7 separate regions of the Mus musculus genome follow, and regions 2, 3, 4, 5, 6 and 7 are each linked to region 1. Evidence: chromatin loops called from intact Hi-C (ENCODE). Cell type or tissue: left cerebral cortex. All regions are shown on one strand. Links, peaks and the distances in the headings refer to the core of each region. The heading gives the core; the rest is flanking DNA. Region 1 has its middle 3.0 kb from the start of Gatb. Region 2 has its middle 10 kb from the start of Gm52637. Region 3 has its middle 63 kb from the start of Gm31096. Region 4 overlaps Fam160a1 (family with sequence similarity 160, member A1). Region 5 has its middle 21 kb from the start of Gm52637. Region 6 overlaps Fbxw7 (F-box and WD-40 domain protein 7). Region 7 overlaps Fbxw7 (F-box and WD-40 domain protein 7).

Region 1 (4,427 bases), core at 115-4,114:
GCATTTGCCTACCATGTAGAGATGCTAGGTCCCACCCTCAGGAAGGCAAAACCAAGCAGAGCCTTTCATATCCCTTGTTGAAATTCCAGGTGATTTTTTTTTTTATTTGAAAACTTAGTCTACAATAGTTCTTACTTTCATTGCCTGATTTTAATTGTCAACATAGTCTTAACAGCTATCTTTGATTTCAATGGATCCTTGTCTGGTATTTACCATAGTATTTCCAGAGTACAGAGTAGGCGCCTCAAGAATATATGAAGTAGTACAGTGCAGTGAATGTATTTGACAAATGGGGGCTGTTGAGAGGGTATGTTCTTTAGAAACGCAATAACAGATTGGGGTAGTGGTGAAGGGTAAAGTAAAACATATGTTTCTGGGAGATGTGCAAGGTGAGATTGAGGGACCTGATCGAGAGTTGGAGGTTCTGTACCTGCTCCTTGCTGACAGGTCCAGGACAGAGGAGAGAGGTCCCTGTCCCTCTGGGGTCTCTCCAGGGCTGAGCAGGATGGCGAGTGTCAACGGCCCAAAAGAAACACACAGAGTTGGGAGTCTTGTTGAAGCAGGAACTCAACTTTATGGAGTCAGCCTCTTGCTTATATAAGTTTGGAACATAGGGAGGCGGGTTTTGGTGGGGTAAGATGGCGTAGTGACTGACAGGGTCAATGGCAAAGCTCTACATCAGCAACGACAGGGCAGAGGCAGGGCCAAACAGGTCTTGCTGAGTCACCCCAATATGGAAGTGACTGAGACAGGTCTCAAAACTTGAGCCAGGCTTAGGCTCTCCCACAAGGCCGCAGAAACTCGAGCCAGATTCGAGTTTGTCCTCAAGGCCCAAACCAGGGCCAAAATGGGGCCCAACAGTTCTGACTTATGTGTGTAGTGTATGGTAAGGAAGCCAGAAAAGGAACCTATTCTCTGTGTGAACTTAGGTGCTTGGTTGCCTTGGAGATTTCCAAGAGGAGCAATCCAGTGGAAGTCACTGATGCCCAATTATAGAGAAAGAATAGATGTGTACTCTCTATATTCCACACTGATGTGTTGCAGTTATCGATCACTAACCTACAGATAAGACAGCTACAATTTAGGATCTGTTTCCATTAATATTTAGAAAACATTTTGGCATTTTATAATATGGTCACTCCATTTGGAAAAATAACCTGGGCTGGAGAGATAATTCAGTGGTTAAGAGCACTTTCTATTCTTCCAGAGGACCTGAGTTTGTTGGCCAGCACTCATGTCCAGAGTCACAACAGCCTGTAACTCCAACTCCAGAAGAGCTGGCACCATCGTCAGCTTTCTGCAGACACCACACACAGCACTCCCCTAACCATGTCTCTCTCATACATACATTTAAAAATAATTTTTAAAACTTGATTGACATTTACTTATTCTATATTTTTTCTTTTTTATCTACTTCCCATGAGTAATCTGAATTTTACTTTCATATAACTAAAGAAGAAAATGAAAGTGCATGGAACACAAAGGTGAAAACGTTTCAAAATGTATCTCTAATTAGCTCCTTTCATTCTTTGGGTCCTTGATATATGGGTGTCTTTCTTGTGAGTCCCCATGTTTCCTACATTAGCTATATATGGGTTTCCTTTTTCTTCTCCCTTAACTCCTCGAGTGGGTTTCTGGTCAGTAAAACTGTTTGGGAATGCAACGTGGCTTCACCTTTAATAGGGCTAAAGAGGAGGAAAGAAAGACTTTACCTCACGCTGGAACATAGTTATGAGACACTTCACTACCTCACTGGGAGTATTGAAAGAGGTTCAGAAATCACTGTAGAGAATGTGAGGACACCCAAAGAATAGCCTACTTTTTGTACAAAGTGCGCTGCAGTGGAAACCCAGACTGATTTCTAAAGCAGTATTGTGCAATCACATGCTCTCAGTCTTCAAAGGCCTCCACCCCACCACTAGGGGGAGAGAAAATCCTATACATGTAAGTGGATTTGCTTCCTTGAACAAATGGGAACCTTCCAGCTTGGTACATTTTATGTCTAATCATGGACTCTCAAATGCCTATAAAAGCTAATGGTGGAAATAGGGACTTACCACCCCCTTTTCTGGCTTTGTTCTCTATCAAAATTATGTCTCATTTTCAGAAATGCCTGTTGGTCTCTTGGTGGTGTCTACGAGAGGCACTGTTTTCCAGATTTCCATTGGACTTCAGGGGGTGGGGGCAGTTCTTCTACCAAATCTTCTTTCATGAGACCATTTCTTGCCTTCTTTCTGAATGCCAAATATGTACCCGTCAGAACTCTTACTGATAGACAGCTCTCTGGCTGAGAGAGCTATTTTGGATCCACAACAAGGTGGCTGTCATCTGGAAGACACAGAGATTTTCATTTTCAAGGCACTCAGGAGGTAGCAGGACAGAGTTTCTAACCATATTTTTTTCAAGGAGCGTGTCGCAGATTCCCTCCCCAACGTTATTCAATCAGTTTTAAAAAGATGTTTGAGCCAGCTGATTTTCACTTACAAATGAGACTAGTTAGGAAGTATATTGTAAATAACATGCTTGGTTTGGGTTACTCTTTTTCCAAGTCTTGTTTGGCAAGAGTTGGAATAGCCTGGTTCACCTCTGTATTTGACTTAACATCTTTATATAAACACATTGATTTCTGAACACGAATCCCCCCACATTTAGATTGAATTTAATTGTTACCCTTCCCACTATCCATTTTCCTAGGGTACAGTGGGGGAAGTGCTATGGAAAAGACATTTTGTGATAAGTTTGTAACTTCTTCAGCGCCATGTGCTACAGTGTAAGAGGAATAATACAAGTGGCACAAAGTCTCTGCTTTTTAAGAAGAAGCAAACAATTTTAATTGCAACATTATAATTCCAAGTAAAATAAAAAAGATAGCTTCTGCTGTCGTGACACTGTATCTCAAAATCTATTTGAAAATATGTGCAAATCTTAAAACCGTGTGAACTAATCTTTTTCTTTAATTAACTACATTTGTCCTGTGGAGACAAAGGCAATGCTTTAAAAATACATAGCAGATGAATATATAAAATAGCCATTGTAGTCTAACAAAGCTGGATGGGAGTTGTCACAGTGTTTCTTAATACAGTAATAAGTTTGATCTCTCTGCTGGATAATATTTTCTATTTGTCTTTTTGACTATGGAAAGAAGCCCAATGTTGAAATTCAGCCATGTGGATAGGAAGGGTTGGTGGTAACGTTAATTCAAATTCCCTATAAAAAAGAAAACAATTCATTTACGATGATGGGCATGTGACAAAACTTGACAAGATCATCTGCATGTAGTAAAAACATTGGAACAAAGGTAGTTCATGTCTTTGAAAAAAGCATTCTTTAAACACAAAGTTTCTTCTTAGAAAACCCCACATTTTAAGGTCTAGAAAAGTACCACTGGGGGAAAAACAAAGACTGGGAATACATGCCTGCTGAGCAGTTGGGAGAACAGGATTCATTTCTTTTTATTTTTCCATTAAAGTCTTGCTTCTGATAAAATACTGATGTGGAGGGAACAATCACTTTCTCTAGAAGATTGCTGTGGGGCAAAGAAATCTATAACCCTTTCTTCATTCCCAATGCAAGGAAATAGAACACCCTGCTCAGGGCCTTTGTGGAGATGAAATGCCAGCTGGGAAGATGAGGCCAGCATGTCGTTATTAGGCCTGGCCTAGGAACTATAATATTTTTGTGGTCTTCTCTCTGATTCAAGGAATAGCTTGCTGATCTAAAAATATGACTGAACCCAGGAAAGAAACAGGAATAGTGTATCAGCAAAAGTTCTACCTGCATGTGGCCCCTTGACTCATCCCTTGCCTGAAGGAAGATAATCCTGAGTTGCAAGTACGGAGAGCTAGAAAATATTAAACTCCGTGTTTCTGCAAACTGTGGTTTGCATGTGATCAAAGCTCTGCAAGGAACTAAAAATGCTCCCTATTTTTGTGCTTTGGAATTGAGTATTCTAGCCATCAGAGCTACAGAGTTTGTGCGCATGTGCATGTACACACACACACACACACACACACACACACACACACTTCTAAGCTCTACTTTCATTCAAAAAATAATGCAAAAAGAATAGCCAGTGGCTATTCCGTTTCAAAACAGATATTTTTATTTGTCAGCTTGTTCTCTTATTTTAGAGCCAAAGGATGATGATGAATAAATGTATATCATTAAAGAATCACTCAACAGAGAATGCTGGGGAGAGAGCTCTGTTGGTAAAGTGCTGTCTGTCCAAGCATGAGGATCTGAGCTTGGGGCCCTAGCACCCATGTCAAAAGCTGAGTGCTGTGTTGTGCATCTGCAGCCCAGAGCTAAAGAGATGAGCACAGACAGGGCCTATACAGTTTCAGTGAGAGACTACACCTCAAAACTTAAGGTGGAGAGTGACTGAAACAAGGCTCAGCATTGACTTCTGTCAATAACATATATAATAT
Region 2 (4,427 bases), core at 258-4,257, 200 kb after region 1:
CGAATCATATTGTGTTGATTAACCGAGGAATCTGGAACATATGAGCAGGTTTCAAAAAATCATCTAGCATTCACCCTAACTTTTTCAATGGTCATCTAGAGTCTCCCAAGTTTCCTGTTCCTCCATTCTGTGACCTTCTAGACTTAGCCAATAAAATATCAAACTGAGAGCAAGCTTGCTGTAAACATGGCTGGCTCTTTCTACCCAATCTGTAGGGAGTGTCAGTGTCTGGCAGAGTGGGGCCTCTGCTTGCATGAGCTTCACTGGTGTGTTCATCCCACGTCCTAAACTGCGGTACCCATCTGATTCCGGTCTCCATGGTGATGGTTACAGCTCCCATCAGGATTTGCAGCCCTCATCTCCTTCTTCCTCTTCTGCTTTTTTTCATCCTCTTCTGGTAGCTGGGTCAGAACCCAGGAGGCATCTAGAATCCTTGCCTCTCATCAACATGGCCTCTGCAAGTTCTGTCAGTGTCACAGGCCTTCCCATAAGTCTCTACTCTGTCTCCACAACCCCAGTCTGGATTTTGTCACGTCTGACAGGAATACTGTAATGGCTTCCCCATTGTCATCCCTTCTTCCTGTCCCACTGTGCAGTGCTCACTCCTCAGATCTCACCTCATGGCCTTCTGTTCTCCTCAGAGATGAGCTGTTGAGATAATCTATTAGCATGGCGGCAGCAGCCCTCCTCATCCATCTCAGGCTTCCCCTACAGAGTGTTTGCAGCCTGATGGGAAGCCCCACACCTTGGGTTACATTGCACCAGGCAGTAACTCTGGACCAGTATGATGTGGCAGCCAAGAAGCATGCTCCCGTTGCAGTGGTGGCCACCTCAGCAATACTCTTTAGTCTGTTGCCCTAGGCTCCTCATCTGTAGGTAAAAAAATGGAATCCTAGGGTGATCATAAAATGGCACGCACAGAGAACTCAGCTCCAGAGTGCCAATGGCTTCCTCTGAGGACCAGAATGTAGATGTGGTGGAAGTGTGGCCAAGGGGGTGGGAGCCCAGGATGAACTTAAATAATATCAAATGGACACATTTAGTCTCCTTTCAGCATCTGAGTTTCTCAATAAAGAAAAAAATATAAAGCTCTGAGCTGTGTGTTTTATTTCATAAGATACTTTCTGGCTTGCTCAGTTTTTGTAGGCTAGTTAATTCCCACATGACAGGGGTGTTACACATCTCAAAGATCTGTTTACTTAGCCGGTGTGTATTAGAGTATTTTATGGAGGTTTTGCAAGACAAAGATGGCGTTCCCAAGGAGAAACACCCACTCCCCTGTGAGTCACCTTCAGTACTCAGCTATTCACCATGAGAGGGCACCATCAAGGGGGCATACAGAAGGAAGGGAGCTTTCTAGATAAAGAGAAGCCAAGTGTCCCTGCTGCAGGGGAGCCAGCTCTCCTGACAGTGTGGGCCTGCCACTGATCTGAAGGCCTGTCTCACTCCCTACCTGCCAACAACCCCATCTCTCCAGCAACGGGCTCACTAATTTCTCACTTTACTCTTTGAATCACCTGTGGGTCTAACCAGAAGGTTCTAGAACATAGTAATTTTTCAGACTCATTAGGGGCTGCCTTAGCTTTCACCTTCAATTCTGTCTCAAGAAGGGATGATCTTTAGGTCGGCCAGGAACAAACTTTCCTTCTTTTGGAAGGATCTGTCTTTTCTTTTATTCCCACTCCACTCAGAACTATGTCCTCCTCCGTGTATGGCGGTGTGCTGACATATGAGTATTTGTGTTCCCCACTATTGTGGTTTGAATTGATATGCCCCCTATAGGCTTGTGTCTGAACATTTGGTCCCAGCAGATAGGGCTATTTGAGACGACTGGGAACTTTTATAGTGGTTTTCAACCTGTGAATTGCAACCCATGACCCTCTCACAGGGGTCACATATCAGATATCTTGCAATCTGATATTTACATGGCAATCGTTAACAGTAGCAGAATTATAGTTATGATGCATCAATGAAGATAATTTTAGAGTTGATCATCACAACATGAGGAACTGTTTAACTGTACGAAAGAGTCGCAGCATCAGGAGGGTTTAGGAGGTACAGATGGGCTGGAATAAGTAGATCGATTAGTGAACCTTTAGACTCGATCGCCCCGCCCCACTTCCTGACCTTCCTGCTCCTTAACTATGGACTCAGAATTTGCTGCCACTATTCCTTCACCGCGATGGATTCCCTTCAAACTGAGAGCCAAAATATATCTTTCTTCAAGGCATTCTGTCACAGAAAGAGAAAAGTAACCAAGGTGCTCACAAAGTTCCTGTGTTAAAACCAACACCAGAATACTCTGAAAAGAGGCTGAAGGAATGGTTCAGCAGTTAAGAGCACTGGGTGTTCTTCCAGAGGACCTGGGTTCAATTCCCAGTACCTACAGGGCAGCTCACTAGTGTCCACAATTCCAGTTCCAAGCAATCTAATGCCCTCTGCAGGCACCAGGCACACACATGGCACACAGACATGGCACACACACACACACACACACACACATGTGAATGAACTATTCACATACAAAAAATAAAATGAACAAATAATAAATGAAATAAATAGATAATAACCTGACAAAAGCAATATAAGAGAGAAATAGTTTACTCTGCAATCCATGGGTACAATCCACTGAGGTGAGGAAGGAGCTTGAGGCAGCTTGTTACTTCTGCAGCCAGGGAGCAGAGAAATGAATTTTGTGCTCTGCTTACTTCCTCCTTTTTATACAGTGTAGGATCCTAGCCAAGGGAATTGTGCCGCCCAGAGTGGACAGATCTTTCCACCTCAATTAACTTAGATGTTCTTTCACCTGTGTGTTCAGAGGCCCATCTCTAGGTGATTTTAGATCTCAGTAACTTGACAATTGTGATTAACTGCAACAAAAACGGCCCTGTGAATCTGAATTCTCTCTTGAAGGGGCAGAGGTGGTTTGTTCATTCAGCAAGAAACCACCACTTATTTAAAACTGGCCCAAGTGAAATGGCAAGTGTTCTGCTACTTGATGTCCTTGACTTTGGACTCCTCAGCCCCCAGAATCCTGAGAGAAACATCCCAGCAGTTTCTGAATCTCAGGTGCTCTCTCCCCAGCCCCCACTGTGTTTGGAATGAGAAGCCATACAGTCCCAGATGCTTTCTTGATGTGTGTCGATCAATTGGGAAATTGATTTCCCAATTGGCAAATGCTTTCTCCTCCTTCTTTCCTATCTTACTTTGCATCTAGGCAAAGACATGCTGATCACTCAGCGGTGCTCTAGCTGCCAGAGGACTCTAAAGAAAAGGAGAGAAAACTTTACATTCTGAGTGGTGGCTCCCATGTTTTCCTCTAGTGCTTTGGGGTCCCTCCCTTTGGAAAGCAGAACCTGCCCCTCACCCTAGATTGCCCTCAGTACACGATGGCTCACCTCTATAAACAGATAGCAGAAATGTTGCCGTGTGACTCTTTAGCCTGGGTCAAGAAAGGCATCATGGCCTGCCTGTCTCATTGTGCCCCCTCCTGCCACCCCTGTACCCAGTCTCTCTCATCACTTTTTTAGGGGGAAACGAGCTTCCCCTCTCTAGAGACTCTCAGACAGCCTTACAGAGAAGCTCCTGTAGCAAGGCCCCGCTTGCAGGACTTCCCTAGACCTTCAGATATCTGTAGCCCTGGACGGCATCTTGCCTGTAATCCTACCAGAGACTCCTCTGAGAAGGGCCACCCAGCTCAGCAGCTCCTGGATCCCATAAACATGGAAACTGTGGGTAGCAATAGGAAATGCTTATTGTTGAAATTGCTAAGCTTTCGGGAAAAAATACAATAGCAATAAACAAATACTATAAAACAATGCTTGAGTTTTTTCAGTGGGGACCAAAATGGGCTCTGCACTGTGGTTCTGTTATGCTACACTGGCTGAGAGATTGCAATACCCATCAGGTTGTTGGAATTTTAGTTTGAGAAGTTGACCTAGAGGCAGGGAACACTGGCTTGCTTTTTGTTAACTCTCTTCTCCCTCCCAGAAAGCTCAGCAAAATAAATTCAAGAGAGTCATAAATGGAAAATTAGGTTTAAACAAAAACAGTAATAACTAAGAACTATAACCAACACTGATATAACTGTTTTATCACGGTGAGCTTCCTAGTAGCTATGATGAAAAGGGAAACTAGTAGGGTAAGTCTAACTGCATATAGCTCAAGTCTTCTTGTTGGAAAAGAAACAAAGTTATTTTGTGTGAGCACTGGATTTTAAAACAAAATTCTCTTAATGGATTTTGAGCTAAGTAAAGAGCAGGCTACCAGTCATATTTGGGGGGGGGGATATGGTTAGCAAAAGCCATTTAGCTGTTACTCCTATTCTTTTGGAAAGGAGGGAGGGGAGTGTGGGTCAAGTCCAGCAGGCAAAGTAGAGGAAACAGGAGTGACTGGAGTGACTGAGGTCTTTGGAAAATAGCTTATAA
Region 3 (4,427 bases), core at 267-4,266, 390 kb after region 1:
ACAAACGCTGTCGCGTCTCTCCCGAGGCAGCCGCTCTGCTCTCCAGCCTGGCTCTGGGCCAGGTGGTCTTGGCCTTGCCAACAGGTTTCTTTGGTGGAGAGCTCAAGAAGTCTTTGCTTGGATCGTCTGACCAAGCAGAAACCGGGGAGTACCATGAGGTTAAAAGCACCCCTTACTCCCCAAAGTGCAGGTCGCTTGAACCGCCCGTATCCCCTCACCCCAATCTAGTGACCTGACTTCTTAAAGGGTGACTTATAAGGGATCAAAATAATTTTAGCCATGCCAAGGCTGGAGGGCTCTTAAAAAGGAAAGATTACTACAAGCAAGGCACAAGAAACACAGATCTGTTGTTCAGAGCGGCTCGCTCCTTTTTCAATCAGCAGCTTCTCCATTCTTTCTTTCTCTCTTGGTTGATACCTTCCCAGAAGCCCAGCCAAGCAGACAAGCAATTTCTATAAGTATAGGCCTTCAAATGAAAGGTTGTCCTTTGAGCCCTCACTGGCTACCTGGCACTTCAGTGGAATCAGTACCCGTGTTCTAGCCTCTGTCTGTAAGCGAAGAGGGATCTCCCACGGGCACACTCAGGCTATGCTTAAACCACAGGAACTGGGAGATTCACGGTCTGGGCCTAGAGTGGGGCCTTTCACAGCTTAATCCTCCCAGCTGGGCCTCAGCTCCGCAAGCCGCGCATACATCTGTTGACCCGCTGCTCTCTGGATGGCCTCCCTGCCAGGCTCGCTGGAGTGGGCGGAGAGGATAAAGTGACAGTGAACAACAGGAGTCTCAGCTCCTGGCCTGGGTTCCTGAGAGCACAGGCTGCAAAGCAGGCTTAACAGCCTCCAGAAACGCCCGCCCGGAGGGGCAGGGGCAGGACAAGACCTCTTTCACTTAAGTGGAGGGTTTACCTCAAGGACAGGATCTCAAGGACTCCTAGGTGCTCGGTGTAGAATCACCCTGAGACTGGGAGGCACTCTGTAAATGCTTCCCTGGAAAACTTCCGTTGGGCAAACTACTGGGACCAGCAGGTTATTCATCTCCCACAGCATGGTGGTCCAAAGGCAACAGGGAGCAGGCAACAGACTTCTCCACACCCAGAAAAGCCCGCTGTCACCTTCGCTGCTCACGGGCACACTGTCCAACACTGGCTCTTTGAACCACAAACATTTTCTCACCTAGCCAACAGCATAACCCACTTCATAAACTGTGATCATGGGGTCACGCGGAGAGATGATAGAAGACTCGCTTGTTAAATGCAACGTTTTAGGGTTGTTTTTTCCCACTCCTGTATCATTGAGATTAAATTTATGTGTTTTGCTGAAATTCACCTTTTTTATACCTCATTCTTCCACTCCTATGAACGCATGCTTTCATGTAAATTGCATTACAATCAAGATAGAAAACATTTCTACAGTCCCCAGAAGTTCCCGCACGCCCCTTTCTAATCAATCCTGACCCCTCAGCCCCAGCTCCAGGCAGCACTGATCTATTTTCTGTCCCTATGGTTTCCGCTTCTTTCCAGAATGGCACATAAATAGAACCGTACAGTATGTGTACGGCTTCCTGAGTCAGGCTTCGTTCACTTAGCATGATCCATGACTGTGTTAGTAACGTGTTTTCTCTCATCGCTAAGAAGCATGCAGGTATCTGTCACCCATTAACCAGCTGAAGGACGTCTGGATTGCTTCCAGTTTGGGGTGATTATGAGCAAAGTCAGAGTGAACACCCAAACTCGGGGGTTGGTGCGATTGGAAGTTATCATTTCAGTAAATAGCCTGAGCCAGATTGGCTGGTATCAGTGCATTCATAGCTTTGAAAAGTAACTGCCAAACTGTTTTCCAAAACAATCGCAATTTATTCCCACCGGCAGCATAGCTATGATTGTTCCATGGTCCCGTGTTTTTCTGACATGGTTGCAGCTTCTTGTTTGATTGCTATTTTCATGGGTAACTAGCTGTAATTAATTGTAGTGGTATTTTAGTTGTATATCAACAGCGATGCCAAACCCTTTTGTGTGCATACTTACCATCTATATGGCTTCTCTGATAACACATCTGTTAAGATGGTTTGCCTGCATTTTATAGAGCAGTCTGGTTTTTACTTACTACCAAACTGTGAGATTTCCATCTACACACAAGCTCTTTCCCAGATATGTGATTTACAGATGTTTTCTCCACATGTTATTTTTCTTATTCTCTTTATTTTTGGTGTTGTTTTCCATTTCCTTTATTTTTTATTTCTTGAAGAAAAAAAAAGTAAGTTTTTATCAAATCAAGTCTAGTTTATCAGTTAGATAATCTCTTTGGTTTGTATCCAAGAACTCACTGCTTAAGTCAGAACCACGGAGATTTTTCTCCTGAGTGTTTTATAGCAGTCTGTGTCAATGCTGTCTTCTCCTCTGTTTATGTTTATGTAACCCCGCCCACACCACGCTCAACAGTCTGTCCTTCCCTGTATCCAGAGTCTGCTGCCAGTGTGTGCATAGCATTCTCTGGGACTCCCTGCCCTGTTCAATTGATCTAAATGCCTGTCCTTTCTACAGCCTATCCTTTCTGCAGCATGGTTCTCATCATTCCTGTGATAAACGCCTCGGAGTTAAGAGAACGGACTCTTCACCATGAGCCTGTCTCTCATTGGTTGCTTCCTTAAGCTAATTTCCATAATGGTCTCCCAACCATCTTCATGATTTCTATTGGAGAAATGATTTGCTCCCAGGTTGGAGGAGAGCATCTTCGTCCAAGGGGAGTTCACAGTGGGTAGACACGGTGGATCTCTATTTGTATCAGTTTTTTTTTTCACCAAAATCTTATACTTAAAGCAATACAGATCTTTAACACTTTTAAAAACTTTTAATGTGTATCCAGTGCTCTGAGGGGTGCTATTGTAAATGGCACTTTAACTGCAATCGCATTTACTGAATTTCACCGGGTGAGTGTTGGGTGCTTTTGCAGAGAAATGTAGCTGCTTCGCTGGGTCGCTCCTCGATCCAGAGCTGATTACCTCCATTAGTAATTCTATCAGCATTGAAAATCGATGACTCGAAGGTTTCCGAGATCGATTGGTATGATATTACAAGAAGAGACTTTAAAAACTACGCGCAATTTTTTTTCTTGTCTTATCACACACTGCCTAGAACTTCCACAGCTGTTCGGATTTAACTTGTAGGAAGGATTCCCTCCCACCCTGTGTGTGTCTTGAGGGACCTTGCTTAGCTGCTCACCTCTGAGCATCCTGATGGCTGCAGGCATTTTCAACATGCCTTTACAGATGGGGAAGCCTAGTTTGCTGGCCATTTTACTTGTCCTTCTGGTTGTTTGCTTGCTTGTTTGTTTGTTTGTTTGTTTATCATGAATGGATTTTAAATCTATCTGCTGAGATGATCACAGAGTTCTTCCTCTGTAGTCTGTTTATAATGGAGAATTACACTGACCAGTTCTTAAAATGCTTAATCACCACTATATCCCAGATTACAATGCCTACATTCTAAGTGTTCTTGATGAGAATATATAATGTGCTATTTTAGGGGATCAGCCTGCGGAGATCACTCGGGACAGGTTAGGTTGGTAGAGAGGGTCGTCCCATCATGTCTCCTCACTGATTTTGCTCTATGTTCATTAGGCTGATCTAGTTAGTGCTGAGATGGGAGTGTTGAAATCTCTGATTACAATTACCTATCTCTTTTCATCTTTGTTAGTTTTTGTTTCTGTGTTTTGAAGTGTTGATATTAAGTTGGAGCTGCTGTCTTGTGTCTATTTCCCCTTGTTCCATCTGCTGCATCTTTGTTCTCTTCTCCCTGACACTGCATAGCTTGTCCTCCATCTTATTATCTAGCATTGACATCATTTTACTTTTGAAATTTATAGCACCGACTGGAACTAATTACAGCCTATACTCAAATAATAGAAAGCATTGCACCTAAGTGTCACAACTGTAAATATCCAGTCCCTTCAGACCTTTGTCCCATTGTTGTATGTATTGGGTTTTCTGTTTGTTTGTTTGTTTGTTTGTTTGTAATATATTAAACACACACCACAGTCCTACTGTTCAGTTTTAGGTGGCTATCTTTTGTTTAACAGAGTGACTAAAGATGATGTTTTAGATGCCTTGATCTGCACCCACCTTAACCATTTCCAGGGAGGCTTAATTTCTGTGTGCAGATCTAACTGTCTGCAGACATCCCACCCCTCCGCTGAGGAGCTCTTTAAGGCCTCTCTGGGTCTACAGTTGTGGTTGTGGATTCTCTCAGCTCTCGCTCTCTCCAGCGGCCTTTGCTTCACCTCCGTTTGTAAAGCTGTCCTGGATGAGCCGGAGCTTTGAGTTACACAGTTCCCTTTACTGTCTTCTAGAAGACACAGACTCGGAGTGGAAATCGGTTACTCTGTCTGCTGTTTCCTCTCGGGTCTCCGTCTCGTTGGGTTACAGAGGTGTGG
Region 4 (4,361 bases), core at 1-4,000, 91 kb before region 1:
GGCACTCTCTGGCCACAGCAAGAACTCTGATTGAGGTTCTTTTGGGGTACTACGCGGCAGATTTTAGAAGAAAGTTGGGCTAAGTACCACTGGTGAAATGAGGGGCCAGGTTTTAACTTGTTAGAATTCAAAAAGAGAAGGTAAGGCCATTGTGGGCGGGAGGGCTGTGTGCAGTGAGTGGGAAGGTGGGTCTCCACTCTGGGCTGTGCCCTTTGCCCAGCCCTGTTGCCTGGAGAGGAACGGAGCCTTTGTCCTGCTCAGCTTCTGAAGTCCTCTGAGTTAGTCTTTGACAGTCTGCAGCAGCTTTTCAGAGCCAGGCACCATTTCAGAAGCCAGCCCTGGCCCTGATGTGATGTGCACTTCCTTCTCCCTAGCTTTCCCTTCGGGTGCTGTGCATGCTTGTTGGGCCCTTTTGTAACTCAGGTGCCTGCAGCCAGAGTTGCTTCCCCAGTCAGCGTCTGCATTCTTAACTTCCTGGTGTCCCTTCGGAAAAGGCAGCCTCCTCAGGGAGCAGTTAAAAGGATCCCTGCTCTACAGCAGGAGGATGGAGAGGTTTCTGTGATGACTGAAGGGACCAGGTCATTGGCTCCTGAGGTTTAGTTACTTTCTCAGCAGAAAGGAGGAGAAGGAGGAAGAAAAGGAGGAGGAAGAAGAAAGAACTCCCACTCAAATACATTAAAACTACACAATAATAGTGCCATGACCCGACTTAATGTAAAGACTCCTTTAACTGAGCTCTGATTCTAGAAGGTGGCTAGATGCTAACCCATTTTACAGCAAAGGAAACAGCCTTGGTGATCCAGGCCAGGGTAATCACTCAAATCTGCCTACTTGTGACACATTGAAAGGCCATCTCCTGGTGGTAAGCCAGCTCGGGTCCACCCCAGGGGATGCTGGAACTGCCTGAAGGATGTCCCTGTAAGTCTTCGGACCCCTTTGCTGCTCTTCTGTGTCATGAACAATGATTTGTGGATTCAAGCTGGGCAGGCAAACCTTAGCAGTGACATCTCCAATTCACAAGTCACGCTAGATGTAAAAAATCCACAAAGAGCATGGTTTAGCGAGCAGGGTGGGGTTGAGTTGGGAAGTGGAGGTTAGGCGTGAGAGGCAGCTCTAAGGAGAACTTGAGTGTGGAGGAGTGGGGGGTTATTTCCTTGGTCACACATTCTGCAAAGTGTTGTAGGCTCCCTGGATAGACTGGCCAGGGTTTGTGAGACATTCTCAGGGGGCTTGGCTCTTGAAAAGAGCAGTGTGTGGCTGAAACCCTGTGCCAGCCTCCAGTGAATGGGGCAGGGACCCGGGCAGAGAGGGGCTTTCGGGAAGTGAGTGGCAGCTGAAGTGGGCCACATGCAGTCTAGTGTGGCCCCTGTGTATTGATACCTGGTGACTCACTTGATCATTATAGCAATGCCATGAGCTTCTGACAGTCAGAGGAAGTGAGAGCACAGAGAGGTGAAGCCACTTGCCTGGAGTAGCCCAGCTGGTAGGTAGGTCACAGAATCTGTGCTCTTAGCTATAGTCCCAGTGCCTCTGAAGCTTAGTAAGATGTGGGTGAAGGGAAATGTGGGGACGGAGCTGCAGGGGACGAGGCAGCCAGCACAGCATAGATTCCAGTCTGGGTGTTCTGATCCCCAGTGGATCCAGGCCAGCTTCCCCAGTGAGCTCCGATGGCTCGTGGGAGACCTGAAGTGTCTGAGGACCAGTGTGGGTGGGTCACCAAGGCTGACCTTGGGCCTCTGCATTGTTAATACCCCTGATGGGGCTAGAGGGAGCTCTGATAAGAGATAGTAGGAGACAGATTCTCAACAACTTCTCTGTGACACGAACTGTGATATGCTTTAATCCAAAAGGATATTTAAAGCAGCAAAGTAGAGGATTTTTTTTAACACTAAAGACTATAGTAGTGAGATGTAGAAAGTACTATAAATGTCAAGAATTTTTAGTGCCGTCGTTAAGCAACACTCTGAAAAGTGTTGAAAAATGGGGCTGAATTCTAAAAAGCAGCCAGAATAATGAAGAGCCTGGATACCGTGATTTGGGAGGGTTGATGGGATCATTTGGGGAGGGGCAGAGGTGGCATAAAGAACTCCTACAAACATATGAGGGCTGGAGAGCTCAGGAATCAGTCAGGGAGATTGAACCATTTTAATTAGGAGAACCGATTTGGTATAAAAATGCAAATCAGCTGGATGTGTTGGAACCTGGGCTCGTGCCATCTTAGATTTATGTTGCTGAGGGAGACACAGGCCCCTGGAGCCCTCTTTAAGTGCTGGCTGTCCAAGCCCTTTGTTGCCATTAGATCCTGATGGCTGTGTGAATTCTTAGCCTAGTCCATCCCATTATCTCTGGTGATCTAGAGGGATCTCTTACTCTTCTTGTGTTCTGGAGGCTAGAGGACCCAGACAGAATGGGCTGGGGTTTCTGGGAAGCTGAGGTCAGAGCAATAGCTGCAGAACACAGGAGTTTAAGGAGCTGCACCTGGTGACCAGGGTGGCCCTGGCAGGAGTAGAGTAGTTGGCTCAGTACTGGGTATCAGGAGAGCAGAGGGGCCACAGGTGTCTTTGGTAGATTTCCCATGAGCCCAGTCTCCACTCAACTGTCAGCAGTGGTAGCAGGAGCTATTGGAAGTCAGTCTGTCTGCCTACTGTCTGTGTCTGTCCATCTATCCATCCATCCAGTCAGGGGTTTGCTGTTGCCCAGGTTGATCTTGAACTACTGAGTCACATGACCCTTCTTCCTTGATCTCCCAGATAATCAGGACTTCAGGGTGTCAGTACAGTGTCTAGCTGGGAATTTCTTGCCAACCCGGTATTATTGCCACATCTCTTCCTGTGTATGTGATTTCAGATAGACAGTTCTGTGTTACAAGCTGAGTGCTAGCTATGACAAGCTGGACAAGCTTGTCATGGAGAATATCAGGGCTGTCTGCAGATCTAGTCGGGAGAGGAACTGCACCCACTACTATTCCCTCCATGAATCCACTTGCCCCTTACACACACACTTGTCATGTAAGAGTCCCAGAACTGTCTTCTTTCTGTTTTCAGATCCCATTCAGGAGATCTCCAGGCCAGAAAGTGACAAGACCCTTTTGGATGGCCCTCCACGTGTGCTTCAGCCCTTCCTAGGCAACAGAGCCAAGGTGACCAGGGCACCCCCAAACCTGCCTCTGCCAGTGAAGAACACCATGCTGGCTGCTGCTCTCTTCCCAGAGTTCCTGAAGGAGCTGGCAGCCTTGGCCCAAGAACACTCCATTCTGTGTTACAAGATCCTGGGAGACTTTGAAGACTCTTGCTGTTAGCTTTTTATACTACTATTTTCATAGAGATTTGGTTTTATAAGGTTATAGTGTCTTGACTGAATGTTAAATGCAAAGCTGCTTATCAAAAATGTCTACTTTGATATTTCCTGACAATACTTGATTTATCGGGGGGTTTTGGTACACCTCCTCTCTCCAGCCGGGTCTCCCCTTGTTACACAGAATGTCTTGTGAGCCGGCTGTCTCCTTGGCAGGCTCTTTCAGCTGTGTTTCCTCTTCAGATGGTTTGTAGTTGTCTCCCATGCCTTGGATGGAGGAGACAGAGACCCTCAGTTTGTAGCTCAGATGCCATGGAGCGCACACGGAGGTTCTGTGACCTCTGGATGCCTGGTGGGGGTCAGTGCCTCAGCAGTCTCACGGAGGTTCCTCCATGGTGGCACACACATGGCCTAGCAGCCTCTGCAAGAAGTGAAATGTAAGAACGGAGCTCCTCCTGCCACATAGGACACATCATTGGCTGCTCTGAATTTTACTTCTAGGACTTGCAATCTTTCCATACCTATTGCCTTAATGTTGTGGGGAAAATCCCCAAGCCCCAGCTGTCTGCCCAAAACTTCGCACACAGAGAGAATCTGGAATGCAGGATTTTTTTTCTTGTTGCTTGAGAGCTGTTCTAATCATTGGAGCACAACCAAAACTCAAGACAGCCTTAATTCAGTAAGATTTGCACAAAAGGAAGCATACCTATGCAAACTTTGGATCTTAGGCATTTGATCAGATGGAAAAAAGTGTGGTGTCATATACTTATGTTAAAAACATTATTGTTTAAGTATTTTATGAAAACAAACGTTAACTTGTAACGCAAAGAGGATTTTTTTGGGGGGGGGTTGAGGGTGTGCAGAGCTTGGAATGGGTGCAAAAGATAAAAATTCTGCTAACTGTAACTTGAGAAACTCTGGTTCTTATTTTACTAATATGTTGCCCTTGTAGAGAAATAAGCACTGTTCAGCCCATGTCAGCAGCTGGGACGGAGATGCATACAGGTCACAGGGAGCTTGTGAAGTTGTGAGTGCCTGATGGTTACTCCCTCCCCACAGCCATGCTG
Region 5 (4,427 bases), core at 320-4,319, 210 kb after region 1:
TGACCCCTTCACCAATGATGCTTTGTTCAGTCTTCATTACAGGCCACATTTTCTCTGGGATTTCCTCTAACCTTAGTTCTCAATCCTCCCAGCAGATCAGACTTGCGATTTCAGTCATGTGGTCTCAGTATTATGCACACTCCTTGATCCATTAACTCTCCTAGAGCTAGTTCTTTATATTGGCATGTATTCAGGCATAACAGTAGCCATCAGAGATGAGTAAGACCTTTGTTGAATAAGTAATAAATGTTGCTGAATTGGAATATTATGCAGTCATTTCTTATAATATAAAAGATCAACAACATGGAAAAGCATCTCCAATATATTATTTAGCAGAGAGAAAAACATAGCTATAAATAGTGTTGTTTACAGCACCTGGTGGCACAGGCCTGAAGGCATAGCCACTCAGGAGACTGAGGTGGGAGGATTGCAAGTTCAAGGCCAACCTGGACAACTTAGCGAAGCCCTGACTTGATTCCAAAGTTGAAGGAAGGCTGAGGTGATATAGCTCAGTGGGAAAGTGCTTTCTAGCATGAGCCAGGCCCTGAGATCAAGCCCCAGCATCACATGAACTAAAGATGACTCTTCCATTTAATAAAATACACACACACACACACACACACACACACACACACACACACGAGTCTGCACAAACGTGTGTACATGTTCACACACTATTAGAATATTTATCAAAACAAATAATTTACTGTCTCAGTAACAAGGTTAAAAGATATTTTTGCTTATCAATTTGATAATTTTTAATTGTTTTGTTTTAATGCATTTTCTGGAATGTAGTACTCAGCATTTATGTTGTGCATGAACTTTTGTGGTTGTATTGAAATATGATTTCCCACTTCTTAAAAATGTTAGAACTGAACTAAGGTGGGCGAGCATTCTTGAGTAAGGCACAAAGACCATTCACAGGGTTCAAAGGTCAACTAGGAAGATAGCCGTGCAAGATGAAAAGAACAGGAGTAGAGTCAAAGAAGGATGTGGGGCATGAGGGACACAAGGTGACAGGAACTTGCAGTGTGGACTATCTTCAGGTCATAGAAAGGGATGTGGGTGAGGTCAGTGTTTCTATAGTGACAAAACCAATTCAATAATAATAGCAGCCCAATGATTACACAGTCTGTGAAGGGAACACTGAAGAGGGTGCTGAGGTCTTGAAGGGCCACTGATTCTCCTGTGTGCGATGGATGTGTTTGATGGTGAAACAAACAGAACCCGTGTGAAGAGTCGTGTTTCTGGGGCTTGGGAGATGGCTCGTGGTTAAGAACACTCACTGCCCTTGTGAAGGACCTGGATTCTGCTCCCAGCATCCAGATGATAGCTCACAACCATTTGAATTTCAGTTCTAGAGCTTCGGACATCCTCTTCTGGCCTCTGAGTGCACAAAACAAACACATGGTGCACATATATGCAGGTATGAACAAAATACTCATACACATAAAATAAACAAATATTTTTTAAAAGTTAAAACAACAGCAAAAGGATCAGGTTTCCACTGGGGCAAAAGGGCTAAACCAAATGAAATTGCCAGAGGTCATTGCCAGGCCTTCAGCTTAGCTAGCCAGGGACACCCACTGGTGTGTGAGCCACAGTTCTCTTGTTAGGTATGGAATTCACAGTTCTCTGATGGAGACAGACTTGTGGCCAAACTCTAGGCAGGCCATCCCCAGCACTCCAGGGGAGGTGGGTGTGGTCCTCAGCTTTTCAAGATTATTCTGCCAGGTTTGTCTGAAGGTGTTTGTTAAAGAGCTATCAAATGTAACCTTACTATGAAATTCAGATTACAGAGAACATTGTAATAGTTCCTTCTGGAATGAAAGATGAAATGTACTAACTGAGTCCTGCAGATGAGAGAGCTAAATGATCTTTGAAAGAGAGATAGAAAAAACAACCCCACCAAAGAAACCAAACAAAAACAAAACAAAACAAATTCTTGTTACTTAATGTAATAAAGATACTTGCATCATTTTGGGAAAATTGGAAAAGTACCAGAAAAGAAGTCAAAATAACAGCAGTAACAAAAAAAATATTTTTTTTTGATGAAGAATTAAAAATCTCTGCTCCTTGGTATCTAACCCCAATCCTAAATTAAGCACAGTGCTTACACTTGGGGGAAAATATAGAACAGTTCTCCTTGAAAAGAATTCTTGGCAGCATACACCACCAGGGTGATTGGCTATGGCGACTCCAGCGTGTTTGTTTATTTGTGTCTAAAATCTTTAGTGCCTTGCAAGTGGGCCCTGTTGCCCACACTTCCAGTTTCGATTGACAGCCCTGAGAGTTGCTCCATTCACAGCCATCAAAGACATATTCCTTCAAGCTTAGCATAATCCTTTTTGAAGGGCTGCAACAGCCAGTGTTATACTTGAGGAAGAATTTTCAGCCGTGGAGGAAGGAGATCAAAGGGGTTTTCTGTGATTGTTTTTCTTTTTTGGATAAAAATTCATTTGACAAGAAAATTAAATTGACCAGAATGTAATAGCCTCCTCTCTTTCTTACTCATTTAGTCAACCAGTCAGTGAAGGCCAACTGAAGGCATTCTGTGCCAGGCTCAGTGCTGGCTAAGGAGTGATGAAAGCCTGGTTTCAACCCTCAGGGACTTCAAAATCTAACTAGATGCACCTACCTATGAGAGTCTAGTGACATGTGCACTGATACTAAAGACGTCATATGGAGCTGGTCTTGGCCATTTCCCCAAATGCAGATTTTTCCCTTGTCCTGCAAGGTCTCTGCTGCCATCATCTTACTGGGGATGAATTTCCTCTAAAGCCAGGGAGATGACCTTCTCCTGCCCCTCCTGCCTCATTCCACCACTCTGCCCCACATCAGTCTGCTATGTAGGCCTCGGGTTCTGTAGAACTCGGGTTCTGGCTTTGGATTTGATTTAGCCAGTTCAGGGTGGTAGGAGGCAAATGAGAGGCGGGACAGTGGGTTTGTGGTGGTGTGTGTGCCCCCTCTTCCTGTCTCATCACTTGTGACCATTTGACTAAAGAATGCTCCCCCACTTCTCCCCCCACCCCCCGTAGGCTTATGTATGCTTGAATGCTTGGTCCTCAGCTAGTGGAACTGTTTGGGAAGAATCAAAGGGCGTGGCCTTGTTGGAGAAGGTGTGTATTGTTGGAGGAGTAGGTCACTGAGTCAGTGGGGTGGGCTTTGTGGTTTTAAAAGCCCAGATTGGACCCAGTTTCTCTCTGTGTCTCTCTGTCTGTCTGTCTGTCTGTCTGTCTGTCTCTCTCTCTGCTGCTGCTGATCAGGACATAGCTCTCAGCTAATGCTCCAATGCCATGCCTACCTGCTGCTACCATGCTTCGTGTCTTGATGGTCATGGACTCATCCTCTGAAACTGGAAGCAAGTCCCCAGTTGAATGCTTTCTTTTTTATAAGTTTCCTTAATGGTGACGTTTCACTGCGGCAATAGTGACCCTAAGACATCACCCTAGGAAAACAGCAGTGGGAACTGACTTCCACACAATATCCTCTCTGCCCCAGGAGGCATAGCAGCTCACTGGTGTTTGTCAGGTCACTTCACTGTCTCCTTCAGTTTCCTAAATACAACTTGCACTTTGTGGGATTTTTGTTTGTTTGTTTTGCTTCATTGATTTCCGTGGGGCTGGAGATGGAACCCGGGGCTTTGTGCATGCTAGGTAAGCACCCTCAGCCCAGGCCTTTGTGAATGGCCCCACTACGACACACTCACCCAGCTTGATGGGCTACTTACCTCATGTCTTCCTCACACAAAGGGGCAAAGGCCTTCTTCATTAAAGGAAGCAACACAGGATCCATTTTTGACTAGTTCTGAGGCCAAAAATGATGGAACACCCAGGAAGCCTTGAAGTAAATCTTCTTGCTTATTGTGGCAGTTCAGCAGGTCACAGATTTTAAAGCCCTCCTGTCTGGTTTATTTTACCAACTGGGAAACTATTTCCTTGCCGCTTCTATCTCAGGGCCCAGTTCCCAGCATCCACCCAGCCCTGTCCACACAGGCCGGAACAGTGGCCTCCCATCTTTTGTTTTGTCTGGGATGGGTTCCTGCCACAGGCTGGGCCATCAAGCATGAGGGACTGTGTCTCACTGGTTTCTAACAGGACTAAGCCTTGTGTCTGTTCCCCAACTGAGGTGCACATGTCCGCTCTCTCTGCAGCTGAAACCCTGTAAGCCATCTCGCACTCAGGAATTCTGAAGCACATGATTAGCTGTCCTTAGCAGGGTTCAGTGGCTGAGATCTAGCTACTGCCACAGGCTACCAGAGCCAACTGCTGGTGCTCTTGGAACAGTGCCTAGATACAGTCTCTGCTTTGCGTTTAGTATAGATCGTGTGTTGTGACCAGTGTATAAGCAGACAGGCCGCATGGGCTAACGCCAGCTCACGAAGTAGAGTTGCTGCATGTATAGACTGTCCTCAGGGCTGCTCCAGG
Region 6 (4,427 bases), core at 300-4,299, 640 kb after region 1:
TGTTCTGCACAAAGCTGCACAACCTCGAAAGCTCTAAATTCATGACAATGACCTTGGACTTCCTCAGAATGATATTTAACGCGCACTGTCATTAGTAAAACCTGCTCAAACACATGCCCCATCTGCCAGCACCCCATCTGCAAAAGAGCTTCTTATTCTTGTAGCCAGTACAACTTCTGCCTGCTTCCTCCTCGTCTCCACACCAGCTGTATGGTAATGAGCGTGAGCAGCTGAGAAATACTGCATGGTAACAAAGCTAATATGAAAGCTTGCAGAACAACCCTTCCCCTCCGGGGAGCAGGCACAGCAGGAACATAGCTGATAAGCTATTAAACAGGGTGCAGACCTGAACAATGCTTCGCCCTGTGTGTGCAGGGCTTCATACCTATAAGCATGTTAAAGCATGGTTCCTATACGTCTAAAATGTAAAAGAATGAAGAAAGCAAGGTATAGCAAAGAACGGCCTAAATGTTTAAGTATATTTGCTAACAGATGAGAAAGCTGAGTTCTTCAAATGCTTTAGTGTCTCTCTCTACACAGTAATGAGGACCGCTTTGATCAGAACATTTTCAAAGATGTCATCAACTGTGTTCCACTTCTTAATTACCAAAGTTAAGGGGCTGAAAAAAGAGAAAGGGTTTCAGAATTTAAAATCATAAATGGAAGGGATTGACTAGAGACAGTGAAGCAAACGACAGAACACATGAACCAATAAACTCTTTTCAATTCTCATTTAGTACTTGTACAAATTCTACTTAATGGGATTCTAAGCCAACACACTTATTCTAAACATGTGGGAATCTGCAAACAAAATACAGAGATGTCACCTATCATTTTCTCATCGATATAGACATAATGGGGTTAATCTTTACACAGGGTAGTCACACTGAATGAATCTACATAATGTGAGTCGAACCAAGCCACATTAACTTTCTATAGGCAGGGATTATCAGTCATTCAGGAAACTAAAAAATAACTGACTATTCAAAATGGATGCTATGCATTTTCTCTCACAATTTAAAAAATATTCAAAACAATAATTCTAAAAATAGTAAGAATTATTACTATATCAGAAGTAAAAGTAAGATATACTGGTATTGAGAACTCATCTCGCTCTTTAGCCACATGGGCTTGAGGACGTGAGCTCTTGTTAGAGCCACACACACTTCCTATGGACTCTTTCGTTGCCACCACAGCAACCCTATGAGATAGTAGTAATCTCTCCATTTACTCAGCTGATTTACTAAGGCTCACTTAGTAAAGGAAAGAGTAAGAGCTCACGCCCAGGTTTGGACAGCACCACCATCCACATACTTAATCTCTCTGCTCTTCTGACATGAGCCAACAGTGAAGCCTGGGTTTGCTTTGTTCACTGTTGATTCTCAGTGTGTCAAGTAGTCCTCAGATCACAGGAAGAAAGCATCGAGAACAACAAATACATGGGAAACAACTGCTCAGTTCTCTCTCACTGAAGTCAGAAAAAAAAAAAACCTGCAAAAATCTATAACAAAGTTTGTAATAATCTCACTACTTAAATATTGAAAAATAGTATTTATCAATTGAAGAATCTTAAAGTAAGACTATATATTATTCTAGGTTTTGTTTGCTTGACAAGTTGACAAAAAAACCTCTCACATTCTTGAAAAGTTCTTATAAAGCAGTTAAAAACAAACTGTACTGATTTTAATAGTTTGCAATTTTTCATGAATTAGTTACATTTTGTTGTCTAACTACAGATGAATTTTACCCTTTAAATTAACATTTCCTTGACTTCAAATACAAATTAAGGACTCTGTAAAACAAGAGTTTTGCATAATCCACATAAGAACCTGAATTGGACTTCACAAAGCAGGTGCAACCATGCATTTAAAAGTCAGATAGATTGTTATCATTTGTCCAAGAACAAGGCTGCAACTGCAACTGTTTAAAAATCCTCAAATTCAGACAAGATTTACAAAAACGGTGCAATACTGCCCCTATATGTTCACTGTAGTAGTAACAATGACATTTTACATCTAAACTGGTAAAGATTTCTGTGGATGATTGAAAAGCTGTTTGGGCTTAAATTGCTCACAAATAAACTATTATTATGAACCACCCACACACAAAAACGTAAATAAGCACAGGAATAACAAATTTCAATTTCCACACTCAAGACCTGTAAGGAAGAAATTTAAGGTAACAGTGTTATTCAACATTTCTATATTTTTTTTCTTCTCAAAACAGAACTGAGTACCATCATATAAAGATATCACAACCCAAAACTAACTGTCCATGTCCTTTTAGGATCAGTATTTAACCTTTTCTGTCTTGGGTTTCTTTTGGCTTATATCCATTTATCTCAGATAGGTGATTGCTATTATCTCAGTAGAAAATTGTATCCTACATTTCAACACTCCTGGATTACTTGATTATTATTTAACTGGCCAGTGTGCTGGGGACAGTAAGTTAGGCAACTTTCGCACAGTCAGGGAGAGGGAGAGCAGAGGACTTGATTCTGACCCAGAGATGACTCAGAGGCAAACCACTGGGATGTGACTGACAGGACACTAAAGACTCTCTAACAAAAAAAGTCTTGCTGTAGAAACATGAGTAGAGGAAAATCATGTATATTTTTTTAAAATAGAATTCAAACTGTATTTTCTGTACTAGAATTTCTGAGAACAGATTATATATTTTACTAAGGGCTACAACAATTCAAAGTGTGTCTGTCCATGTATGTGTATATACTTGTGAAGAAACTTTAACATAAAATACAAGTGTATAATAAAAGAGGGCTGGGAGATGGCTCTGCAGCTAAGAGTGTGTGCTGGGTTTGTGGAGGACCTGAGTTTGGCTCTAAGCACTCATTAGGTGGCTTACAACAACTTGGATCTCCACTTCTAGGTGATCCAATATCTCTGGCCTCTGTGGAGCCCTGTATACATGTACACACACACACACACACACACACACACACACACACACACACACACACACAAAGTGTCTGCTGACACATTGTATTTTGGCACAACCCAAATACAAATGCATCCTGTAACTATAATGGTTATCTTGCTTATTTAATACCTATCTGATGAATGAATGAAATCATGTACCTATGGTTTTGTTTTTGAGACAGGGTCCCACTAGGCAGCCCAAGTTGAGTTGAGATCATATATCTTCCAATCTTAATTCCAAGTGTTGCATCAGTACATAGTATCCAGCTTGTCCTTCTGGTGTTTTTGACATATGACTATAGAACGATAACAGGAGATACATCTCTCAAGAGACAGAAAGGCCATCAGTAGTTCCTTATGGGAGGCCACTCTGTCTTATCCATCTACAATACTAGCAAAATGCAGATAACAGACATAATCTGTAATGGAAGGTTAAACTTAATTTAGCTTTGCTCTTATTTTAATGTGCAGACCGTCAAAAGTGGCTGGGGTTCCTTCCCATCATTTAATGTATATATCTGCCATATTTTAATCACTGATGAAAATATTTTAACTGCAAACTGTCATTATACTACATTGACCTATCTGTAACTAGGTAATAGATTTAGGTGTTTATCCATGCAATGTATGCTTTAAATTCATACATACACAGAGACTTAAGAGAGAGTTCAAACCGTCCTGAAATCTCCAAGAGTCTTCAAGTTTTACATATAAATGATAGTTATGAATGTTACAGTTCAACAGGCTTGGTTCTCTAACTCTGAAGACAGCTGCATTCATGCATGCGCATTTTGAAAGATAATGCACTTATGTGCATTTTGATGTGCACTTCAGAAAGATAATACGGCACATAAACTACATATTACAAAAACTTCTAGCACATTACATTATTTCTGCAGCAAAATAATCACTTAGATAAGTATTAAAGGAGGCCATCATACGTCAACTTTAAGTCTTTTAAGTCTTAGTTTCTAGGACTTGTTAGATTTCTGGTGTGCAGGCAAGGGGCCGTGCAGACTTATTTCAAACAATTTACTCTGCCAGGAACTTACTTCCAAGTTTATTTTTAGAGTATTTTTTTATTTGTTGTTCACTCTACCAGTCTTGACATTCAACTCATTTCTTAAAATGCAAGTTGCAGGTGTGAGTACCCTGCCTGTTGGTATTAAGGCTACTTATCATCTGTCCAGCTTATTGTGGGTAATAAGACATGACTCAGTGTTTCCTCAGTGTGATTTGTATAGCACGTGCTCATTTAATTTACTTTATGTCTAGATTAACAAAGGAAGCAAAACCCAATACTACTAAGATCTGATGACAAAAAGGTCCAGAAAGCAATGTCATAATTACATACCGAGATCATCCTATGTGAAGAACGTTAAGGACACAGGTTTTATGAAGAGGTCTATTCAAGGCTCTCAACTCTGTTCCATGGACTCAGGGTCTTTGAGTGGCCATTAGTGGCATCACACCAAAGGCAAGATCAAAGTG
Region 7 (4,427 bases), core at 136-4,135, 650 kb after region 1:
TAATCTAAGTAAGCTAAGTGCTACACACACAGAGTTGAATACTGTTTTGCCTTCAAGAAGAAAATTCCAGCCTTGACACATCATTGACAGTTGAGGCTATCATACTAAGTAAAACAAGTGCATTACAAAGAGACAGGTGTGGCATGACTCCACTTATAATCAAACACTTAAGCAGTGTGTGGGGACAGTTCAGTTCAGAGACAGAAAGCACAAGGGTGTGGAGATAAGTATGTTTAACTGCTACAGAGTTTCAGGGGAAAAAAATGGGAGAGTTCTGGAGAGGGAAGGTGGTAATTGTTATGCAATATTCTGAGTGTACTTAATGCCACTGAACATACGTGAACAAGGAAAAACATTACTTTTTATGTTATACCTGCTCAACCACAGTAACAAGTTTAAAAAGTAAATGATAGTAGAATATAACAACAGTCCTTAACACTGGGACTGGAGACTTGGCTCAGTGGACTTCAGGGCTCTTGCTGTTCAAACCTGAGGACCTGAGTATGAAGCTTTGCACACACCCACAAAAAAAGCTGGGTGTGGTCCCGTGAGTCAGTAACTGTTGTACAGGGAACTGAGACAGGAGAATCCCTGGGGATTGGTAGCCTCTACTTAGCTCCAAGAGACTGTCTTGTATCTCAAGGAAATAAGGCAAGGGGTGATTGCACAAGTCATCAGTGTCTTCCTGTCTCTGCATGGGAGTATGCAGACAGACATCCACATACATTCACATTCAGATACACACATACACTTATTTTCTTATAAAATAATTTATGAAGGACCATGATCACAGTCACATGTCACTTCTAAACAAGGACATGCTCTAAGAGATGCATGGCAGTGCATGCACAACATCATTCCCAACAAAGACCCAGGGGTAGGCCAGAGAAAAGACAGCATAAGGACACTGGAAATCTATAAATTATTATGGCCAGGGCCAGGGGCGGGGGGGTGGGGGAAGGTAATAACTGATAGTTAAGAGAAACATGTCTATGGTCCCACCAGCCTCTCCAGAAGAAATGTCACCACCTCCCAGTCTGTGTGTGTCCTTTGACACTCACTTTACTCTCTAGAGGAAGACTGATATTTTGTTCACATAATTATAACCCTCACTCATATTCTGCCCGTCTTCTTAGAATAACCTTTTTGCTAATATATCTATCCCCAGATATAAATACTATCTATTTTGCTAATAATATTATAATATAATTTTATACAGAACGAGATCTTTATTCTTAAAATAATTTATTTCAGTGATAATCTCTGAAAACAATTAGCACTTCTAATTCCTTTCAGAACTATAGGGAAGATATCATTTAAACTAAATGATATCTCTGTGCTTAAACAAAAACAAAAATGAAAGACAGCCGTATATTCTGTGAGAATATAATTTATTTTGCATAAAAAACATACCAAACAGGCCAGTTGCAATTTAATTTTTACTCAGCCCACTGATTAATTAAACAGCACAATAAACACTGTCTGTTCTCACATTTACACATAAAAGTCTCAGAGACCTGTAAAGCCGCCTTGTTTATGTGTATGTTCTGTTAAGATCCAGGTTCCCAGATAAGCCAATCTATGCGACTTTTGAAGTCTGATGTAAGCGGGGAAGAAAGACGGGATCTAAAGGAGCTGGGACAGGAAGAACTTTAAGTGAACATAAGGCTTTCTCCTTCAGTTCTTAAAGAGCTAAACAATTATTACGAAGGAAAAAGGAGCTTTCCATGTTCCCATGATTATTTGTGACAATAAAAAACACAGGAGAGAAAGTGAGCACTGTTGTATATCAGAAACTGCATTTTCAGAAGCACCAAGTGGTAGCATTCTAAACTCTTTTAAATTGGTAAGTAGCTGCCCTCAACTGGATAATATGAGCACTGCAACTCCAGCAAACCTAACACTAAATGAAGTGTCCAGCCAAGCCTTTATAAGGATAAAGATATAAAGTAGCTCTTCAGTGATGATCAGTGCAAGCTACTAACTTCCAAGTGTCTGTACTTTGTGGAACTCTTATTCTAAAGCCATGTTGTCAATCTAGAATGGAAATGTGAAAAATTTCAAACCCTTCAAATATCCAAGAAAGCCCTGATGAACGAAGCACGAGCTGGACAGTGGGTGTAGAGCCTCACAACCACGGACATTAAGCAAGAGCCTGGTTCACGTGATTAGCTACTCAAGAAAACCACACTCCATGAAGGGCATTGTGTACAGTATGCATGGCTCCTCAACTATTAGCACAGTAAGCTAGTTTCCTTACAGTGTCCAGACTAGCCTCAAATTCGAGGCCTCAAGCAGTCTTCCCTCCAAGAATCCTCTTGCCTCAGCTTCTACATGCAAAGTGACACTGCACCAGCCTTAAGAAACTGATTTTGTATAAGTTTTCACATTTTTTCCAATGGGAAAAATATTGGATCTCAGTATTATTCAGTGCTTCTGTGAACTTAAAGCCACTTTTGTTAACACCACTGTGTTCTTGGTGAAACAGAAAATTCTAGATACTTTTAATAGCACTACTGAAAGTTAAATAAGTCAGAATAACTATTCTTTTAATATAGAACATTATATATAGAATATTGTCAACCTGTGCTAAATCAATTTTCGGTCTTTCATAGCCTAGTGCCAAAGAGAAAGGACTCTTACACTATTGCCCGTTAAGAAATTTATGCATAAAAATGGAGAAACTGAAACAAACAGGGAACAGTCACAAACCAATAAACTGTCTTCTTGTATTAATAATACCTCAACTATAGAAAAAACAATTCAGCATAAAATTAAATTTTAACTATACAGTGTGGCCCCTATACCTTTAGTATTCATAAAACGAAATCAAATGGAAGAACTGTGTTTATAAACTTTAAAGTCCAGGCTAAGCAGTGGTGGCACATAGAAGACAGAAGCAGGAGGGACTGTTTGAGTTGGAGGCCAGTCTGGTCTACACACTGTATTCCAGGATAGCCAGAACTACACAGTGAGACCCTGTCTTAAAAATGAGGGAGGGTGAGCTAAGGTCCAGTCCAAAATGATTTCCAGAGAAGTTCGACACATTTAAATGCTCAGAGTACTTGTCAGGAAGTTTACAATTTCAAGTTACAGTTTCTAGGGCATCCCACCATTACTAGTGTACTAGCAATACTACAATGTATTCTTGAACTTCCTAGGTTAAGTTTCGATATCTAAGCACAAAGAACAACCCAAAAGCACTAAGCACATAAGCAGACAGTAGCTTGGATTCTGAAACAGTACCGAATGTATACGGGCATTCTACAAATAGACCTAGCAGCTACAAATTCACAAACCCACAGGGGTTGCCTAAGACCATTATAAATTTACATTATGTTCTGTAACAGTAGTAAAATGATAGTTGTGAAGTAGCAACAGGAATAATTTTATGATTACCACAGTACAACTATATTAAACTATAGTTAAAGGAACTATTTTAAAGGGTCCCAGCATTAGTAAAGTTGGGAACCACCGCTCTAGGCTAAATTATCCAAAGCTGACAGGCAACTGCACAGCACATAGATTATCAGGTGAATTTTAAATTCTAGGGTCAGTGCCACCATGAAACAAGGAACTTTAGGCTGGCTGCTTATCCCACACTTCAGATTCCCTAAAGAGAAGGATGGGACAGAAGACTGACGGTGAAAACTTTACAGTCTGGAGTGTATACTGTAGCTTTCTTAGTCTCATGTGCGTGTCTGGACTATCGATTTGTGAGCCTTCTTTATCACGAGTTAGTAAAGTTAGCTTTACAAAACATATCCAAGGGCCAGCAACATGGTTTAATGAAAAAAAAAAAAAAAAAAAGGTGCTTGTTGCCAAGCCTGACGACCTGGGTTTGATCCCTAAGACTCAGATGGTAGCAAAGAACCAACTCTTAAAGGTTGTCCTATGACCTTCATGTATATGTCCCTCCCCCTCATAAATAAATAGATAAATAAGTAAATAAATGTGATTTATAGAAACTTTAAAATAGAATACATCTAAACAAAACTCACTGTTTCAATCCAGTAGTGTATATTCTACACGTTTCTTTTTGTTTGGTTTTCATTTTTTTTTCTTTTTTGTTTCGAGACAGGGTTTCTCTGTGTAGCCCTGGCTGTCCTGGAACTCACTTTGTAGACCAGGCTGGGCTCCAACTCAGAAATCTGCCTGCCTCTGCCTCCCAAGTGCTGGGATTAAAGGGGTGCGCCACCACTGCCCAGCATGGATACTCTTTCAAAACAGGCAATCGTGGCAATGTGTTAGGTAGTGTAGTTGAGTTGTATACAATGAAAATATTTTAACTGGAAAGAAGGTATAGATGTAATGAAAAGTTTTAAAAATTGACCAAAAGATGAAATTCAAAAAATTAACACTACAAAAAATCATATATTTTTATTTTCTTTTCCTATCCACCATAATGACCTAGGCAATAACATACA

Evidence for each region. Peaks named below come from ENCODE experiments on the same cell type or tissue, not always from the same donor. Only the 100,000 strongest peaks of a DNase experiment are listed, where the experiment ranks them.
Region 2: it touches region 1 in a loop (4-fold over the local background); 7 of 42 quality-filtered maps call a loop at or near these places.
Region 3: it touches region 1 in a loop (3.0-fold over the local background); 2 of 42 quality-filtered maps call a loop at or near these places.
Region 4: it touches region 1 in a loop (2.6-fold over the local background); 5 of 42 quality-filtered maps call a loop at or near these places.
Region 5: it touches region 1 in a loop (3-fold over the local background); 7 of 42 quality-filtered maps call a loop at or near these places.
Region 6: a loop joins it to region 1, with 9 times the contacts of the local background. A loop is called at or near these places in 21 of 42 quality-filtered maps.
Region 7: it touches region 1 in a loop (4-fold over the local background); 23 of 42 quality-filtered maps call a loop at or near these places.

What each region holds. Positions count from the first base shown.
Region 1 is chr3:85,568,941-85,573,367 of GRCm38, reverse strand. It overlaps Gm3740. Among named protein-coding and RNA genes, the nearest start is that of Gatb, 3.0 kb to the left of the region's middle. In left cerebral cortex, for the core only: a CTCF peak has its summit at 1,908 (motif pointing right); DNase peaks (open chromatin) are centred at 801, 1,924, 2,546 and 3,967; H3K4me3 peaks cover 38 bases; H3K27ac peaks cover 3,843 bases.
Region 2 is chr3:85,373,568-85,377,994 of GRCm38, reverse strand. No RefSeq gene overlaps it. Among named protein-coding and RNA genes, the nearest start is that of Gm52637, 10 kb to the left of the region's middle. In left cerebral cortex, for the core only: a CTCF peak has its summit at 1,778; DNase peaks (open chromatin) are centred at 287, 952 and 1,247; H3K27ac peaks cover 1,857 bases.
Region 3 is chr3:85,182,366-85,186,792 of GRCm38, reverse strand. No RefSeq gene overlaps it. Among named protein-coding and RNA genes, the nearest start is that of Gm31096, 63 kb to the right of the region's middle. In left cerebral cortex, for the core only: no CTCF peak of the experiment used is centred there; DNase peaks (open chromatin) are centred at 430, 528, 1,589 and 2,428; H3K27ac peaks cover 2,262 bases.
Region 4 is chr3:85,659,902-85,664,262 of GRCm38, reverse strand. It overlaps Fam160a1 (family with sequence similarity 160, member A1), which reads left to right. Exons shown (of 12, transcript NM_172682.3): 12 at 3,045-4,200. The coding sequence ends at 3,298. Among named protein-coding and RNA genes, the nearest start is that of Gm40082, 51 kb to the left of the region's middle. In left cerebral cortex, for the core only: CTCF peaks have their summits at 1,588 and 1,792; DNase peaks (open chromatin) are centred at 1,968, 2,144, 2,660, 3,823 and 3 more places; H3K27ac peaks cover 4,000 bases.
Region 5 is chr3:85,362,921-85,367,347 of GRCm38, reverse strand. No RefSeq gene overlaps it. Among named protein-coding and RNA genes, the nearest start is that of Gm52637, 21 kb to the left of the region's middle. In left cerebral cortex, for the core only: no CTCF peak of the experiment used is centred there; DNase peaks (open chromatin) are centred at 2,252, 2,532 and 4,282; H3K27ac peaks cover 2,904 bases.
Region 6 is chr3:84,933,988-84,938,414 of GRCm38, reverse strand. All of the region lies in intron 4 of Fbxw7 (F-box and WD-40 domain protein 7), which reads right to left. Among named protein-coding and RNA genes, the nearest start is that of Gm40080, 58 kb to the right of the region's middle. In left cerebral cortex, for the core only: a CTCF peak has its summit at 1,975; a DNase peak (open chromatin) is centred at 1,949; H3K27ac peaks cover 843 bases.
Region 7 is chr3:84,919,646-84,924,072 of GRCm38, reverse strand. The region is part of intron 4 of Fbxw7 (F-box and WD-40 domain protein 7); the gene reads right to left. Among named protein-coding and RNA genes, the nearest start is that of Gm40080, 43 kb to the right of the region's middle. In left cerebral cortex, for the core only: a CTCF peak has its summit at 1,867 (motif pointing left); a DNase peak (open chromatin) is centred at 1,858.